Linked DNA regions of Homo sapiens: region 2 is linked to region 1. A link is an interaction called in ENCODE POLR2A ChIA-PET data of the cell type or tissue named here. Cell type or tissue: B cell. All regions are shown on one strand. Each heading gives the region's core, and the rest is flanking DNA. Links, peaks and the distances in the headings are about the cores only.

Region 1 (8,329 bases), core at 38-8,037:
TCTCTGGGGTTTTCTTATTCCAAGAAAACTGAGCTCTCTTATAGATGGAATATATTCTGCAGTCTGCCTGAGTATATTCATTAGAGGGCTTAAATGCTATCTTCTGTTCCGTGAATTATTTCTGCTTCCTCTGGGCCAGTGTTTTTATTGCTTTCCTGCTTTTTCTCCTTCGCATGGATGGTCTTCAAATGCCTGGGGATCCTTCATGGCTCATTCACATGTAAGAGGGAAGGACACGTGTAAGAGGGTGGCAGGTTGGCATTTCCTCTGCTATGGAGTCAATTGGCCTCTCCATCCCCTCCTGTGTAGGCTGGGGTGGGGGCCTGTATGTGGGATGGGCAGGGATTTTCTCTGGAGCATCAACATCTTCACAGGTGCACACTCATAGTTGGCGGCCTTGCGGTTCAGAGGCCTTAGCTTTCCCCAGCAGTTTTCTTCTTTAGCGAAGAGCCTTCCAGGGTGTCGCTGAGTGAAATGCACAGAGGGCGGGAGAGGGTGAACCGCTACTTATGCAGTTATTTCATAAACGACCGTCAGTGACTCCCCTATGCTCAGCAACCAAATGTTGCTCTACAGAATCTCTTGCCCCTGAGCCCCGAGTCTCGGAGGCTCTGTCTGGTCACTGCCCCTCTCTCTGCAATTCTATCCTGAGCTGCAGCACTCTCTACCTGTGTAGCAAGCAACGCCTGCCATCCACTGTCTCCCAGGGATTGGTGACCCCCCACCCCTGTCCTTGTGTTGTGGGTTTATTCCTTTTAGTCTATTACATTTGCATTTCAGGGCCAGGGGGCGGAGGGGAGCTTGGAAGATTCTCATATGCACAGCCTTCAAAACAGAAGCTTTGCCTCAAGATTGAATTGGGGCTTGCCATGAAATAGAGGCTCCCATGACACAAATAAAATTGGACATTTATGGACGCTTGTAACACGCGAGCCTCTGTATTTTACATGCTTTGTCTTTTTTAGTTCTCATTGTTTTTATCCCCATTTTACAATTTAAAACTGAGATGTATAAAAATTAAGGAATTTGCTCCAAATCACATGGCAGGTAGAAAGTGGAGGCAGAATTCTAACCCCCGCCCACTCAAAGTGAAATCAGCCAAGTACCTGCCAAGCAGCTGGGGAGATGTTCCTGTGGGGCTGCTTCCAAAACCCCCACCCACATTTGTGTTACAGGAAAACTGCACACACCAGGCTTCCTCCAGAAGCTTCCCCCAAGAGAGGCAGCCTTGGGAGCCATCTGACCCAGCCTGGGGCAGGTATGGGGCTGCATCCTGCCCCTTCCTCTCTTCCATGCCATTAATGGGCCTCAGCTAGAGCCTCCCCTGGGGCCACCTCCTGCTCTGACAGCTGTAGGGAAGAGGAGGGAGCTGAGACTTCCTTCAAGCTGAGCCTAAGGCAGAGCTGTTCCACGGCATTCCCTCCCCTGGGCTGCAGGTAACACCACCCGAATGAGACGGGAATAAACACAGGGTGGGTTACAGGATAATTACAAAATTCCAGGCAGCAGTTTTGTCAGAAATGTTGGAACCAGAGCAACTCCATCTTGAATAGGGGCTGGGTAAAAACAGGCTGAGGCCTGCTGTGAGATAAGAGGTCAGCACAAGATACAGGTCATAAAGACCTTGCTGATAAAACAGTTTGCAGTAAAGAAGCCCACCAAAGCCGAAACCAAACCAAGATGGCAACGAGAGTGACCTCTGGTCGTCCTCACTGCTACACTCCCACCAGCACCATGACAGTTTACAAACGCCATAGCAACATCAGGAAGTTACCCTGTATGGTCTAAAAAGGGGAGGCATGAATAATCCACCCCTTGTTTAACATATAATCAAGAAATAACCATAAAAATGGGCAACCAGCAGCCTCGTCTGTACAGTAGCCATTCTATTATTCCTTTACTTTCGTAATAAACTTGCTTTCACTTTATTCTACAGACTTACCCTGAATTCTTTCTTGCACAAGATCCAAGAACCCTTTCTTGGGGTCTGGATTGGGACCCCTTTCCTATAACAATTTCACACGACTAGAGGTTATGGGCCGGTAAAACCCTGAAAACCAGGGTGTGTGGACCAAGCTGGCTGAGACCAACAGGACCCACCAAGGTGCTGGATGTGAGCCGGGTTCCTCCTAGGACCTCGTTATATGCTCATTAACATCCTAAATCACACACCTGCCAGCGCCAGGACAGTTCCAAGACCACCCGTATTTGGTGTAAAAATGAGTGGCACCACAATTCTGAGAAACGTCCACCTTTTTTCCAGGAATTTTCATGAATATCCCATCCCTTGGCTAAAGAAACCCATAAGGATGAAACCCCAAACCCCACTGTGCGATCCTGTCTTGAGAACGCCACACTCCCCTTTCTTGAGTGTGTACTTTTCGCTTTGCAATAAATCTCCATACTTTCACTGTTTTCTGACTCATCCTTGAATTCCTTCTCGAAATGGTGTCAAGAGCTGGGGTTGAGGTCCCAACGGCATTCGGGGACCTCCCCAGGCCCATCGGTATCATGAAGAGTAAAGTGACAGCCACTGCGTACTGAAGGACTACCATGGTCAAATACATCAGCTCCAATTCTCCATAACCCTTAAAGATAGGGACTAGCATCCCCATTCTCCTGATAAGAAAACTGAGGCTCAGCGGTGAAGGAACTTGCCCAAACCACCCAGCTGGTCAGCGGCAGAGCCGGACTTGAACTGGGTCTGAAATGTGCTCATGCCAGCGTGCCCTATAGACAGCGACAGGACTTCTACCTCCTCCACAGCCTGGCATGGCCCTGTTTAAATTTCGGTGCTGCAGAAGGAATAGCACTCGAATATAAAATTTTCTTTTTTAATTCTTAGCAAGGCAAGTTACTTCTATAGAAGGGTGCGCCCTTACAGATGGAGCAATGGTGAGCGCACACTTGGACAAAGGAGAGGAAGGGGGCTCTTATCCCTGAGGCACGTGGCCCCTGCTGCTGTGTCGTTCCCCTATTGGCTAGGGTTAGACCGCACAGGCTAAACTAATTCCGACTGGCTAATTTAAAGAGAATGATGGGGTGAGTGCTTTGGCTGGAGTCAGGGCAGAGCAGGTAGCAGGTAATCTGAATGAGTCAGGGTGGAGCAGGTGATCAGAATGAGTCAGGGTGGAGCAGGTGATCAGAATGAATCAGGGTGGAGGACATAATCAAAAAAGGTTGCTTTACGAGAAAGTTAAGTTTAAAAGTAGAAGGCAAAGAATTGAACATAGTGACATATTAATTCTTTGAAAATAAGTTTAGAACTCATATCTAATAGCCCTAAGGTGCAGCCAGGCCCCAAAGCCTGGGCTAAGGCTCAAGAGGCCCCTAGCCAAGGCGTTCCCAACGCCACTGGGTTGCGACCCTTGGGAGTTTTCAAAGGTGAACCTTGGGCACTGCCCCCTTCAGACCCATTGTCTGGGAAAAACAGCCACCTGATTGTTGGCCAAGATTCCGGATTAATCCTTCACCTGCCTGGCCCCAGCTGGCCACTTGACCCAGTGCTGTGCCCCAGCCAGGGATGTGTCCTTGCAGCCAGCAGCCCTTCCTTCAGCATTAATCACGTTTACAGCTGGCTCACAGAGCTGCCAGCCTGGTAGATGCAGCTGCGGAGAATGTGGGTTGAGGGGTGGTGGTAAAAAAAAAAAAAAAAAAACTCGCGGAGTCCAGGGAAGGGGGAGGGGGTGTGGGTGGGAATGACAGGAAAGGAACAGGATGTGAGGTCTAACTTTTAAGGGTAATTGTCACAAAGACTGGAGATTGTAGAGAAAACATTTGCAAAAGCATCTAGCCCACTGCCTCCCCTCTCCCAGAGGAAGTCAGTGCCAGATAGCAAAGAGGTAGGGAGGGGGTCTTGGTGCAGAGGGGGCACCAGGAAGGGCTGGAACGGGGCACTAGGTTCTCCGGGCGGGAAGCGCTGCACAGAGCCACTGGGCGGAGCGGCCGGAACTCCAGGGGAGCTCGCGCTGCCTGCCAGGCTCTTAGCAGGCTGAGCTCATGCAATTGCCCTGAAGACCCCGGATGGAGATCGCACAGTGCCCCCCTCACCGATGAGTCTCACTGCACTTTATGGCAGCCTTGCCTCAAGAAATTTCTATTTTCACCACCAAGGGTTGGTCTTAGGCTTCAGCCTTGGATCCTGCCCTCTGGGGACCCCTCTCCTCCTCCCCGACTTAGGAGGAGAAGGCAGGGCTGGGGCGGGTGAGCAGCCGAGGGTCTCCAGGCAGAGCTCCTCATGCATAAAACAGGCGGGCTTTTCCTCCGCAGCTAATCAGAACCTCTGGGCCGAAAGATGCAAATGAAGGGCCTCGTCAAGTCATTTCCCTTGCAAATGAAGCTGCCGCTCCGGCGCTTTTTCCTCTTGAATACCTCATCAACACCGCAGGTGACCCGGAGCCCGCTGCTCCGCTCGGCCCCGCCCCGGGCAGCTATTTGGCACATTTCAATTAGCGTAACGGGTGCCTGGTAAACAGCCGAGGCCGGCTGCGGGCACCTGCAATCCCCGACCCCCGACGCCCTCCCCGAGACCCTGGAGACGCGGCTCCGCCCCCACCGGTAATTAGGAGATTTTCAAGGCCTATGTCCCCAAAGCCCAGCCCAGCTGGAGAGATCAGCCCTGCGGTCCTGCCGCGCACTCCACCGCCAGCCTCTCGGGAGTCAAGGGATCCGCCTTCAGGGTGTAAGTGGGGCTGGGGAGCCTCGGGAGAGGAAGGGTGGTGTTTGGGGAGTCCAGGCCAGTTCTTAAGGCAGACGGCTACGGGCCACGTCCGCTGGCAGAGCTCAGCTTCAGATAAACCCAGGGATGAAGAAAAACTCAAGCCGCTCACCCTCTGGGTGCCTCAAAGTCTTTCTATCTGTAACATAGGCTAATGAAATTACCTTCCTTGTAGGGACTTAGGAGTAAATGAGATGATCTGGGTATAGCCTTTGCAACAGTATCTGGAACTTAGGAATTGCTCAATAGGGGCCAGGCGCGGTGGCTCACGCCTGTAATCCCAACACTTTGGGAGGCCAAGGCGGGCAGATCACCTGAGGTCAGGAGTTCGAGACCAGCCTGGCCAGCAATGGTGAACTCTTGTCTCTACTAAAAATACAAAAAATTAGCCGGGCGTGGTGGCGCACGCCTGTAATCCCAGCTACTCAGGAGGCTGAGGCAGGAGAATCGCTTGAACCTGGGAGAGGGAGATGGCAGTGAGCCGAGATGGCGCCATTGCACTCTGGCCTGGGCGACGAGCGAAACTCCGTCTCAAAAAAAAAGAGAAAGTGCTCAATAGATGCTAGCCACAATTTTTGTTAATATTCTATCAGCGCTTCCCTGAGTGCAGATATCAAACCCACCACAGAGTGTACAGTGATCCTACTACAGAAATAGCCACTTACCGTGGGAGGGAGGATGAATTACTTAACCTCTGTGCTGCTGTTCTTGAGCATAAATAATGTACCTATTTTGCCTGGCGGGGTGGCTCATGCCTGTAGTCCCAGCACTTTGGGAGGCCAAGGCAGGAGGATCGCTTGAGGTCAGGAGTTCGAGGCCAGCCTGGGCACCATAGCAAGATCCCGACTCTACAAAAAGTAAAAAAATTAGTTGGGCCTAGTAGTGTGCACCTGTAGTCCCAGTTACTGAGGAGGCTGAAGTGGGAGGGCCACTTGAGCTCCTCAGCCTCCTGGTTGAAGCTGCAGTGAGCTGTGATTGGGCCACTGTACTCTAGCCAGGGCAACAGAGTGAGATCCTGTCTCTAAAAATAAAGTACCTATTTTGTGGGGTTACTTGGGGGACTGACAGATAACAGAGCTCAAGTGCTCTTTAAGGACTTTGAACCAGATTGCTGCATCCAAATCCTGGCCCCACCCCACCTAGCTGTGTGACCTTGGGCAAACTACTTAAAGTCGCTATGCCTCTGTTCCTCCTCGTAGCATGAGGGCATGTAGTAGTTCTCACTACTAGGATTATAAGGCATTGCTAGAGAATACTTTTTATAAAGGAGTATCATGGCTTCATCAAATAGAACAAACACGTGTCCATGGTTTTATTTAACTCATTAATTCACGAGGGATCCTGCAAGGTGCTACAACCAAGTTCAAAGGAGAATTCAAAGGGCACTCCTAAGTAGGCAGTCAGGAACATGGAAATGAATTTACAAATAGATGCAAAACTGGCCACAAGGCAGGAATCAATTGCATTCCATCCAAAGCTTCCTTCTTGGCACTGAGCTTGGGTGTGGGGACCCCTTGCCAGGGCTTCTGAGGCCAGAGCTCCTGGGGTCATCATGGCCTGTCCAGCCATCCCTTTTCAGGACCTGTCACCTTGTAGGGAGCCTCCTAGGACTGGGACACAGGTTCCCCCACCCTCCGAATCATCTGCCCTCAAAGCTCCAATCCTCTTCCTTTCTGGGGAACATTTAGTGACATTTTGTGAAACTGTCTCCCATTCTCCAAGCCTCAGAGCCGTCCCACCCTCAGAAGTTTATCTTCCACCCTCCTAGCCCTTAGGGGTGGATGAGAGAGGAGAGAGAGGGGAGAGAGGGGAGAGAGGGGAGAGAGGAGAGAGAGGAGAGAGAGGAGAGAGAGGAGAGAGAGGGGAGAGAGGGGAGAGAGGGGAGAGAGGAGAGAGAGATCTGAATTCGGATTCTTTTAAAGTGAGGACAAATGACACATTACCACGCTGGGAAATCATCCTGCCCCAAATGGTCACTACTTTAAAATGTTACCTTGCGTCTGTTCAGAGGGGGCTTCTCAGTTCACCCAGGAGGGAGAGACCCTCAGAACTCTGCCAGTCATCTTCTCAGGGAAGCCTTTCCTGTCCTCACCTCCCACCTCGTCCCAGCAGCCCGGCTCTGCGTTGCCAGAACTCCAGGGCTTAGCTCAGGCCCTACAGGTGTGGTCTGTCTGCCTGCAATGACCCAGGAGCTCCCTGAGGGCAGGGCTGGGTCTTCATCTCCCCACTGTCTGGCATCATCCTAGCAGGGATGGAGCTCAACACATAGCCCAGCCGAAGTCCCCCAGATGAATGAGCAAACCCTGAGTCTTGGTTGAGGCTTGGTTCATGCAGCAGGCTCGTGCCTTGGCCCTGGGAAAGCTCCCAGATGAGTTGGGCTGGGCAGAGGTGCAGGGCCCTCAGCCTCTGGCTTACCCCACTCTCTTCCACTTTACTCCACTCCACTCTCATCTCCTCGATCCACCCCACCTCTGCTAGTTAGCGAAGCTCCTTGGAGATTCCTCTTGAATTTTCATTAATTTCTATTGAATAATTAAAACCAGGAAATTAATACTTTCATCCTAAACCTGAATTGCAGTGTGTGGTTTTTCATAATTATAATTCCACTGTAGCATTAAATGTTCAAGTGAGCCATCCCTCTCCAGGGGCAGAGGGGACAAAGAGCCATGTCCTGGGGGCTTAAACACAGTATTTGGCTCAGGATAGGCACGCAATAATTACTTTTTAATGGATGGATGGATGGATACATGGGTGGGTGGAAACAAAGACCTTTCCAGGACCCAGCAACTGATACCCCAAAACATGGCGCTTTGACATGAGGTGGCCTCAAGGTCTCTCTGACCTCCCCCGCAGTCCTCTGTCTCTCTCAGAGCACAGGATGAAGCCGATCTCTGAAGTTTCCTTATCTACCCGGAAACCAGACCTGCCAAAGAAGGATGCAATTGCCTTCCCTGAGGCTTTTCTTTTCTTTTCTTTTGAGTTTTTGTCTTTTTGTTTTTTTTGAGACAGAGTCTCACTCGGTTGCCCAGACTGGAGTGCAGTGACGTGATCTCAGCTCACTGCAACCTCCGCCCCCCAGGTCCAAGCAATTCTCCTGCCTCAGCCTCCCAAGTAGCTGGGACTACAGGCACACGCCACCACGCCTGGCTTATTTTTGTATTTTTAGTAGAGACAGGGTTTCACCATGTTGGTCAGGCTGGTCTCAAACACCTGACCTCAAATGATCTGCCCGCCTTGGCCTCCCAAAGTGCTGGGATTATAGGGGTGAGCCACCACACCCAGCCACTTCCCTGAGTTTTCATTACCAACTCATATTGCAGGAAGAAAGACTGCTGTCTGTCAACACACCTAGGCAGACTTGACACACTGCTCTGTGGGCCCAACAGACTCTGTCCCAGGCCATTATATGTTCTCTAAGCCCACAGAATCCCCCTAAAAATCATTTATCCTCTTAAAACATCCTTCTTGAAATCATCCCCATTTTCCCACCTTCCCTTCCCCTATGACAAAAGGTACATAAGTATCTGTGCTGGACACAGTAGCTCATGCCTATAATCCCAGCACTTTGGGAGGCCAAGGCGGGTGGATCACCTGAGGTCAGGAGTTTGAGAC
Region 2 (8,329 bases), core at 76-8,075, 54 kb before region 1:
AGTTTCTGAAGGTCAGGAATGCGGGAGTGGCTCAGCTGGGGTAGGTTCTGGCTCAAGTTCCCTCTCTGTAGTCAAATTGTCAGGCTGTAGTCAAATTGTCAGCCAAGGCTACAGTCATCTGAAGGTTTGACTGGGACTGGAGAAACCATTTCCAAGATGGCTCCCTCACATAGCTGTGGACTGGAGGCCTCATTTCCTCTCTGGCTGCTGGCAGAAGGTCTTAGTTCCTTGCCATGTGGATCTCTCTCAAAGGCTAATTGAGTGTCCTCAGAACATGGTGGCTGACTTCCCCAAAGGGAGTGATCTAAGAGGAAGTTGCAGTGCCTTTTATGACCTAGTCTCAGGAGTGACAGATGATAATTTCTGCCATATTCTATTTGTTAGAAGTTCCTAAGTTCAGCCCATTCTCAAAAGGAGGGAATTAAACTTCCTTGAAGTGAGGAGTGTAGAAGCATTTGTGGACATACATTTGCTCCTTTTTCTTGTTCTGGGTCCTGGATCTCTTTGGCCAAGTGTCTGGGGTTTGGTTATGTGCAGAGGTGATGACCATGGCTTGGGGGCGGTGGGTTGGGGTATCAGGCCCTGTGATGGGGTAAGACAGGTGAGCATTGCCTCACTTATCTGGAATTGGGAGTGGTTGGCACATCTTTGTTCATCTCAACACATCCTCTTATTTTGTTTTCTATTAAAGGAAGCAGAAGTCCTTGACAGACAGATGGAGGCCACTCCCTCTCCCAACCCCCTCCTCTGAAGATGGCTGGGACAGAGTCACAGGAAAGGGTGGGGGAGAATTAATAGTGTAAACCTGGGGTTTTGAACCTGGCATGCAAGATCCCCAAGGGATTTTTGGATAGAATTTAGGGAGGGCATGCATTTGGATAGAAGAAAAAAATAATTCTCTGTTTTCACAAACCTCTGTCTCATATTTACCATTTCCTCTAATTATAAATGCAGTTGACAAAACACAATAGTATTAGACACACTCTTGACTTTCTCACCAAAAAACAATTACAGATTTTTTCATTCCATCACAGCTGTTGCAGAAATCTTGCAATATCATTTACGCTGATCACTATTACAAAATGACTGTGGTTATAAGGCCATCCACTGGGTTGTACGATTTATGCTTTAGTAAACAAGTACATCTTTCTACATCACAAACTGGGCTTTTAAATATTTTAATAACTGTATTTCCATATGGTTGGCTTTCTTGTGATTGTATGAATTTGTTCTATGCATTTAAAAACTAAGAAGGGACCAAAGACGTCACTAGGCTGCAAAGAGGTCTGGGGTAAGAAAAGATTGAAAACTTCCTGGGTGGAGGAAGAGTTTGGGGAGATACTGAAACCAATGAAAATCAGGAGATTTGACCATTAAGAGCTGCTGGTGACCTTTGACAAGGCAAAGGTGACAGAGGAAATGAAGTGATGGATTTAGGAAACCACTGCCCAGTAAAGGAAGGTGAGGCTTCACACTCACGGAAGGTTTCCTGCTTCATGGTCACTGGTTGTAAATGGTTCATTCCTGCTATCCCTCATTGTGGGTCCAGGAGTCCACCCACCCACCACCACCCCCTCTCCCTCTCACCTTCCACCCCCCACTGCTTGATTTCCTCACTCCATTCTCCAAACTTGTTACACCCATTTGCCCACCATTTTCTTTCCCAGCAATGACCTTTTCCCCTTGCCTACCAGGAGACTTGTACTCATCCTTTAAAACATCACTCTCATAGGGCTGATGATGACCCTGTGCTCACTCACCGCTCCCATGACTGCCTTCTCCATGGGCACATTGTCATGGTTATTTCACAACCACACCATTTCCCTCAGGAGGCTGAGAGCTCCTTCTGTGCCCCAGTTTACTCATTTTTTGAAATTCCAACTCCTGGCACATCGTCTGACAGTTACAGAGCAAATGTTATAAAAATATGGAGTTGTTGGAGCAGTAAATAACACAATACCTGTCTATGTCGAAACAGCCTATAAAAGGCAGCTTGCTCTTCCCTTTCCCCAAATCAATGTACCCTCTTTAATTCATATATTACGCATGTAGAAGTTGAGAAAAATCAGAGAAGCCTAGTTGGGTAGTTTCTTTGAAACCATCTGATATAGTTTGGCTCTGTGTCCCCACCCAAATCTCACCTCGAATTGTAATCCCCATTATCCCCACGTGTGAAGGGCAGGGCCAGGTGGAGGTCATTGGATCATGGGGGTGGTTCCCCCATGCTATGCTCCTGAGAGTGAGTGAATCTCACGAGATCTAATGGTTTTGTAAGTGTCTGGCATTCCCCCTGCTTGTGCTCACTCTGTCCCGCCGCCCTGTGAAGAAGGTGCCTGCTTCTCCTTTGCCTTCCGCCATGATTGTAAATTTCCTGAGGCCTCCCCAGCAGTGCAGAACTGTGAGTCAATTAAACCTCTTTCCTTCATAAATTACCCAGTGTCAGGTAGTTCTTCATAGCAGCGTGAGAATGGACTAATACACCATCCATAATAAGTGACTAATCTCTCTAATTCTTAGCGTCTGCCTCTGTTAGATCAGGGTAATAACGATCCACACTAAGTTGATGTGAGGATTGAAAGAGACAATGTGGGCAAAGTGCTTGGTGCATAGTAAGTGCTCAGTAAAGGGGAGTTCTTATTCTTACTTTTACAAGGCAACATGAAATCTCTGGCAGAAGGGGCTATAAATTGTGTTCTGTGGGAGTTCAGAGGAGAGGGGAAGCACATCTGATGGAGGGCTGGGGAAGATGTGAAAGCAGCAATGGGTCAAGGAGCATAGCTAGGAGCTGCCTGGTGGAAACAGGAAGGCCATTTCCAGGGAGAGACAGGCATGTGGTCGGGTTTGGTCTGGTGTGTCGGGTTCTGGGGGAATAAGCACCAACTTTTCCATCACCCTCAAGCATTTCATTCATACATGATGAAAATGCTGATTGCAAATTTTCTCTTTGCATGCATTCCAGAAGGCAGCAAGAAATTTGACTAGGCAAATTCTATTTTGTTAGCTATGTTGCTGTGGGTATTTTTAAAGTTCTCTTAAAAATCATCCAACAGTCTATAATTCAGCCTCTTGCCTTTGTCAGATAGAGCTCTACCCAGTTAGTCTAAATTGGGGTGGCTTTTGGAAGATGAAAGCTGCCAACCACTTACGGGGACCACCTACTCTTCCTGTTCCCTCTTCAGAGATTACCTGGGAAGCACACAGATGACACCAACCTCTCTCCAGGTGTAGGACTTTGTGGAAAGCGCTAGTCTCTCCAGGCAAATTGCTAGTAGGCTCCAATATTTGTCTTCATCCTTTCACAGACTTCTATGAGCCACCGATGGCTCCAGGTACCAGGGATACAAAAGTGTTCACAGTTTGAACCTTGCCTCTGGTGCTGATGGCCTGAAACTGGCTCCACTCCTTGGGGCAAAGGTCCCCTTCTTCCCTTCCTCCTTGCCCACTGCCACCATCCACATTTCCTATCCCTGTAGGAAGCATAGGCAATTTTAGTGCTCATTAGACCACGGAATGTGGTGGTTAAGAGCATGGAGTCAGTAGTCGGCTGTAGTCCTGGCTTCTCCCCCCATTTTAGCTGTGGGACCTTGAACAAGTCTCTTAGCCCTTGTATTAGGCCATGCTTGCATTGCTATAAAGAAATACCTGAGACTGGATAATTCATCAGAGAAAAGAGGTTTAATTGGCTCATGGTTCTGCAGGCCATAGAAGCATGGCACCTGCTTTACTTCTGGGGAGGCCTCAAGGAGCTTTTAATCATGGCAGAAGGTGAAGTGGGAGCGGATACTTCACATGGCCAGAGCAGGAGCAAGGGAGGCAGGTGCCACATACTTTCACACAACCAGATCTGATGTGAACTTAGAATGAGAGCTCACTTTTCACCAAGGGGGTGGCCCAAGCCATTTATGAGAGCTCCACCCCTATGATTTAAATACCTCCCACCAGGTCCCACCCCCAACATTGGGGATTACATTTTGAAATGAGATTTGGAGAGGAGAAATATTCAAATTATATTATTCCACCCCATCCCCCACCCCAATCTCATGTCCTTCTCACCTTTCTAAATACAATCATGCCCTCCCAATGGTCTCCTAAAGTCTTAGCTCGTTTTAGCATTAACTCAAAAGTCCGAAGACTAAGGTCTCATCTGAGACAAGGCAAGTCCCTTCCACCTATGAGGCTGAGGCTGCAAAATCAAAACCAAGTTAGTTACTTCTTTTTTTTTTTTTTTTTTTTTGAGACAGAGTCTCACTCTGTCACCCAGGCTGGAGTGCAGTGGCAGCATCTCGGCTCACTGTATCTTCCACCTCCCCTCCTGGATTCAAGTGATTCTCATGCCTCAGCTTCCTGAGTAGCTGGGACTACAGGCATGTGCCACCACATCTGGCTAATTTTTTGTATTTTTAGTAGAAACAGGGTTTCACCATGTTGGTCAGGCTGGTCTCGAACTCCTGACCTCAGGTGATCCACCCGCCTCAGCCTCCCAAAGTGCTGGGATTACAGGCGTGAGCTACCCATGCCCGACCACAAGTTAGTTACTTTTAAGATCCAGTGGGGATATAGGCATTAGATCAACATTTTGAAAGGGAGAAATCAGCAAAACAAAAGCTTTCAAACCCCATGCAAGTTTGAAACCCAGCAGGCAGTCATTAAATTTTAAAGCTCCAAAATAATCTCTTTTGATTCCATGTCACACGTCCAGGGCACACGGGTGCAGGAGACAAGCTCTTAAGGCCTTAGGCAGCTCTGCCCTTGTGGCTTTGCAGAGTATAGTCCCCATGGCTGCTCTCACAGGTTGTACCCTGTGGCTTTTTCAGGCACAGGGTACAAGCTGCCAGTGGATTTACCATTCTGTGGTCTGGAGGATGGTGGCCACCTTTCCACAGTATCCACTAAGCAATACCCTGATGGGGACTCTGTGTGGGACCTCCTACTCCATATTTCCCTTTGGCACTGCCCTAGTAGAGGTTCTCTGTGAAGGCTCTGCCCCTGCAGCAGGATTTTGCCTGGGCACCCAAGGTTTCTCATATAGCCTCTGAGAATTAGGCAGAGGCTGCCAAGCCTCCTTCACTCTTGCACTCTATGCACCTGCAGGCTTAACACCATGTTGTAGCCATCAAGGTTTACAGCTCGTGCCCTCCAGAGCAGCAGCCCCAGCTGTACCTGGGCCCCTTTGAGCCATGGCCGGAGGTGAGACAGCCAAGATATGGGGAGCAGTGTCGTGAGGCTACGTAGGACCTGGCCCATGAGACCATTGTTTCTTCCTAGGCCTCCCAGGCCTATGATGTGGGGGCTGCTGTGAAGGTCTCTGAAATGCCTTTAAGGCCTTTTGCACATTGTCTTGGCTATCAATACTTGGCTCCTTTTTTTTTTTTTTTCTTGAGATGGAATCTCACTCTGTGTCCTGGGCCGGAGTGCAGTGGCGCGATCTTGGCTCACTGCAACCTCCACCGCCCAGGTTCAAGTGATTCTCCTGCCTCAGCCTCCTGAGTAGCTGGGATTACAGTTGCCCACCACGACGCCCAGCTAATTTTTTGTATTTTTAGTAGAGACGGGATTTCATCATGTTGGCCAGGCTGGTCTTGAACTTCTCACCTTGTGATTTGCCTGCCTTGGCCTCCTAAAGTGCTGGGATTACAGGCGTGAGCCACCGCACCCAGCCAGTCTCCTTTTCAGTTATGCAAATCTCTCTAGCAAGCAGTTGCTACATAGTCTGCTTTAATTTCTCTTCTGAAAAAGCTTTTTGTCTTTTTTTTCTCTGCCGCATGGCCAGGCTACAAATTTTCTAAACTTTTAGGCTATACTTTCTGTTTAAATATAAATTCCAACTCTAAGTCATTTCTTTGCTCCTGCATCTAAGACTAGGCTGTTAGAAGCAGCCAGGCCACATATTAAATGCTTTTTTTGCTTAGAAATTTCTTCTGCTAGATACCCTAGATCATCACTCTGAAGTTTAAATTTCCACAGATCCCTAGGCATGGACACAGTGCAGCCAAGCTTTTGCTAAGGCATAACATGGATGATCTTTGCTCCAGTTCCCAATAATTTCCTCATTTTCATTTGAGACCTTAGTAGCCTGGACTTCACTGTCCATATCACTATCAGCATTTTGTTCACAACCATTTAACCAGTCTCTAAAAAATTTCAAACTTTCTCTCATCTTCCTGTCTTCTTTTGAGCCCTCCAGACTCTTCTAACCTCTGCCCATTTCCCAGTTTCAAAGTTGCTTCCACAGTTTCAGGTATTTTTATAGCAATACCACACTTCTCATAGCAATTTTTTTTTGTATTAGGCCATTTTTGCATTGCTCTAAAGAAATAGCTGAGACTGGGTAATTTATAAAGAAAGAGGTTTAATTGGCTCATGGTTCTGCAGGCTGTATAGGAAACGGTAATGGGATCTGCTCAGCTTCTGGGGAGGCTTCAGGGAGCTTTTACTTATAGCAGAAGGCAAAGGGGGAGCAGGCATCTCCCATGGTAGAGGAGGAACAAGACAGAGAGTGGTGGGGGAAGTGCCACATTCTTTTAAAGACCAGATCTTATAAGAGCTCACTCACCAACACAAGGACAGCACCAATGGTGCTGTCCAATAGGATGGTGCTAAACCATTTATGAGAAATCTTCCCCCATGATCCAATCACTTCCCCCTAGGCCCCACCTCTAACACTGAGGATTACATTTCAACATAAGATTTGGGTGGGGACAAATATCCAAACTATATTTAGCCCCCACACCTCAGTTTCCCCACCTGTAAAATGGATATAATAATGGCACCAGCTTCACAAGATGACTATGAGCATTTGTTGAACTAACAATTATAAATTTCTTAGAGTAGAGCCTGAGCCAGGGGAGCACCACCTAAACGTTTATTAGATTATATTCATTTATTATTCATTCATTCATTCATTCATTATTTATTAATAGTACCCCACTCTTTCACTCATTACTTTTTCAGTTATTCTTCATGCAATTATTATTGTTCATTTATTCCCTTGGCATTGAGTGCTTGCTGAAATCCAGGCCCTGTCTTCAATAATACAGCCACGAACAAGGAGGCCAGGCTCCTGCCCGGGAGCTTCAGCAAGGGACATTCACACACATGCAATTTGCACCACCCTGCAAAAAGCATCACTCCCACCTTTTTACATTTGAGGAGCTGGGGCTTTGTGGAGGTTGAGTAACTGGCCCGGGCCTCATAGCAAAAGGTGGCAGAGCCAGGGTCTGAGCCTTGAGGCATCCCACTTTGTTAGACGCCTAGGCCTCCTGGGTTCAACTGACATGTTCCCCTCAAGGGGCAGCCTGAGGGGGCCAGGTGCTCAGCCCACCTGCAGGCCCCAAGATTTCCAGTGTCTGCTCTGGGCTGCCTGGGGCAGATGGGAGCAACAGGAAGGAACAGTGGCTGCAGGGGGCCTGGAGTGACCCATGGAGCTGTGCTGAGGCTGCTGATTTCACAAGGCAGCTAGGAAAGTCAACCGCAGAACATGCTTCTGGAGCAGCCTGTTGGGCATTGATGATGGAAACACCCGGCAGTGCGAGATCCGCTGCCCTTTGGTATTCAGCACCCCCACTGCATTGCGGGAGCCAGCAGCCGTCAGGTTAACGTCAGGGACTGAATGTTTTCATACCCCCCAAACTCCTATGCTGAAACCTAATCCCCAACGTGATGTTATTCGGAGGTGGGGCCTTTAGGAGGTGATTAGGTCATTCGGCACAGCCGTCATGAATGGGATTAGTGCCCTTACAAAGAGGCCCCAGAGGCTGGGCATGGTGATTCATGCTTGTAAACCCACAACTTTGGGAGGCCAAGGTGGGAAGATCACTTCAGCCCGTGAGTTCAAGACCATCCTGGGCAACATGGTGAAAACCCATCTCTACAAAAAAAAAATTAGCCAGGCATGGTGGTGCACACCTGTAGTCCAGGTTACTCAGGAGGCTGAGGCAGGAGGATTCCTTGAGCTTGGGAGGTTGAGGCTGCAGTGAGCTGTGTTCGCACTACTGCACTCCAGCCTCTGCAATCAAGCAAGACCCTGTCTCAAAAAAAAAAAAAAAATGGCCCAGAGAGCTCCCTCTTTCCTTCTACTGTGTGAGGACAAAGTGAGGACATCTATGAACCAGGAAGGCCACCTTTCTCCCTGTACTAAGTTGAAAAGTACCCTCAAAAATTCTTGTCCATGGCTGGGCATGGTGGCTCACGCCTATAATCCCAGCACTTTGGGAGGCCAAGGTGGGCGGATCGCCTGAGGTCAGGAGTTTGAGACCAGCCTGGCCAACATGGTGAAACCCCATCTCTACTAAAAATATAAAAAAAAAATTAGCCAGACGTGGTGGTAGGC

Evidence for each region. ChIA-PET counts read pairs that join two places held together with the same protein. Peaks named below come from ENCODE experiments on the same cell type or tissue, not always from the same donor. Only the 100,000 strongest peaks of a DNase experiment are listed, where the experiment ranks them.
Region 2: POLR2A ChIA-PET joins it to region 1 with 11 read pairs; 5 of 35 experiments call an interaction of 5 or more read pairs at or near these places.

The regions. Positions count from the first base shown.
Region 1 is chr17:76,965,236-76,973,564 of GRCh38, reverse strand. It overlaps LOC105371899 (a long non-coding RNA gene), which reads left to right and starts at 4,366. Exons shown (of 3, transcript NR_136417.1): 1 at 4,366-4,681. RefSeq lists an enhancer at 3,563-4,187 and a silencer at 4,436-4,515. In B cell, for the core only: no CTCF peak of the experiment used is centred there; a DNase peak (open chromatin) is centred at 4,364; H3K4me3 peaks cover 1,505 bases; H3K27ac peaks cover 362 bases; H3K27me3 peaks cover 2,419 bases.
Region 2 is chr17:77,019,421-77,027,749 of GRCh38, reverse strand. No RefSeq gene overlaps it. Among named protein-coding and RNA genes, the nearest start is that of SNHG20, 65 kb to the left of the region's middle. In B cell, for the core only: no CTCF peak of the experiment used is centred there; no DNase peak of the experiment used is centred there; H3K27me3 peaks cover 498 bases.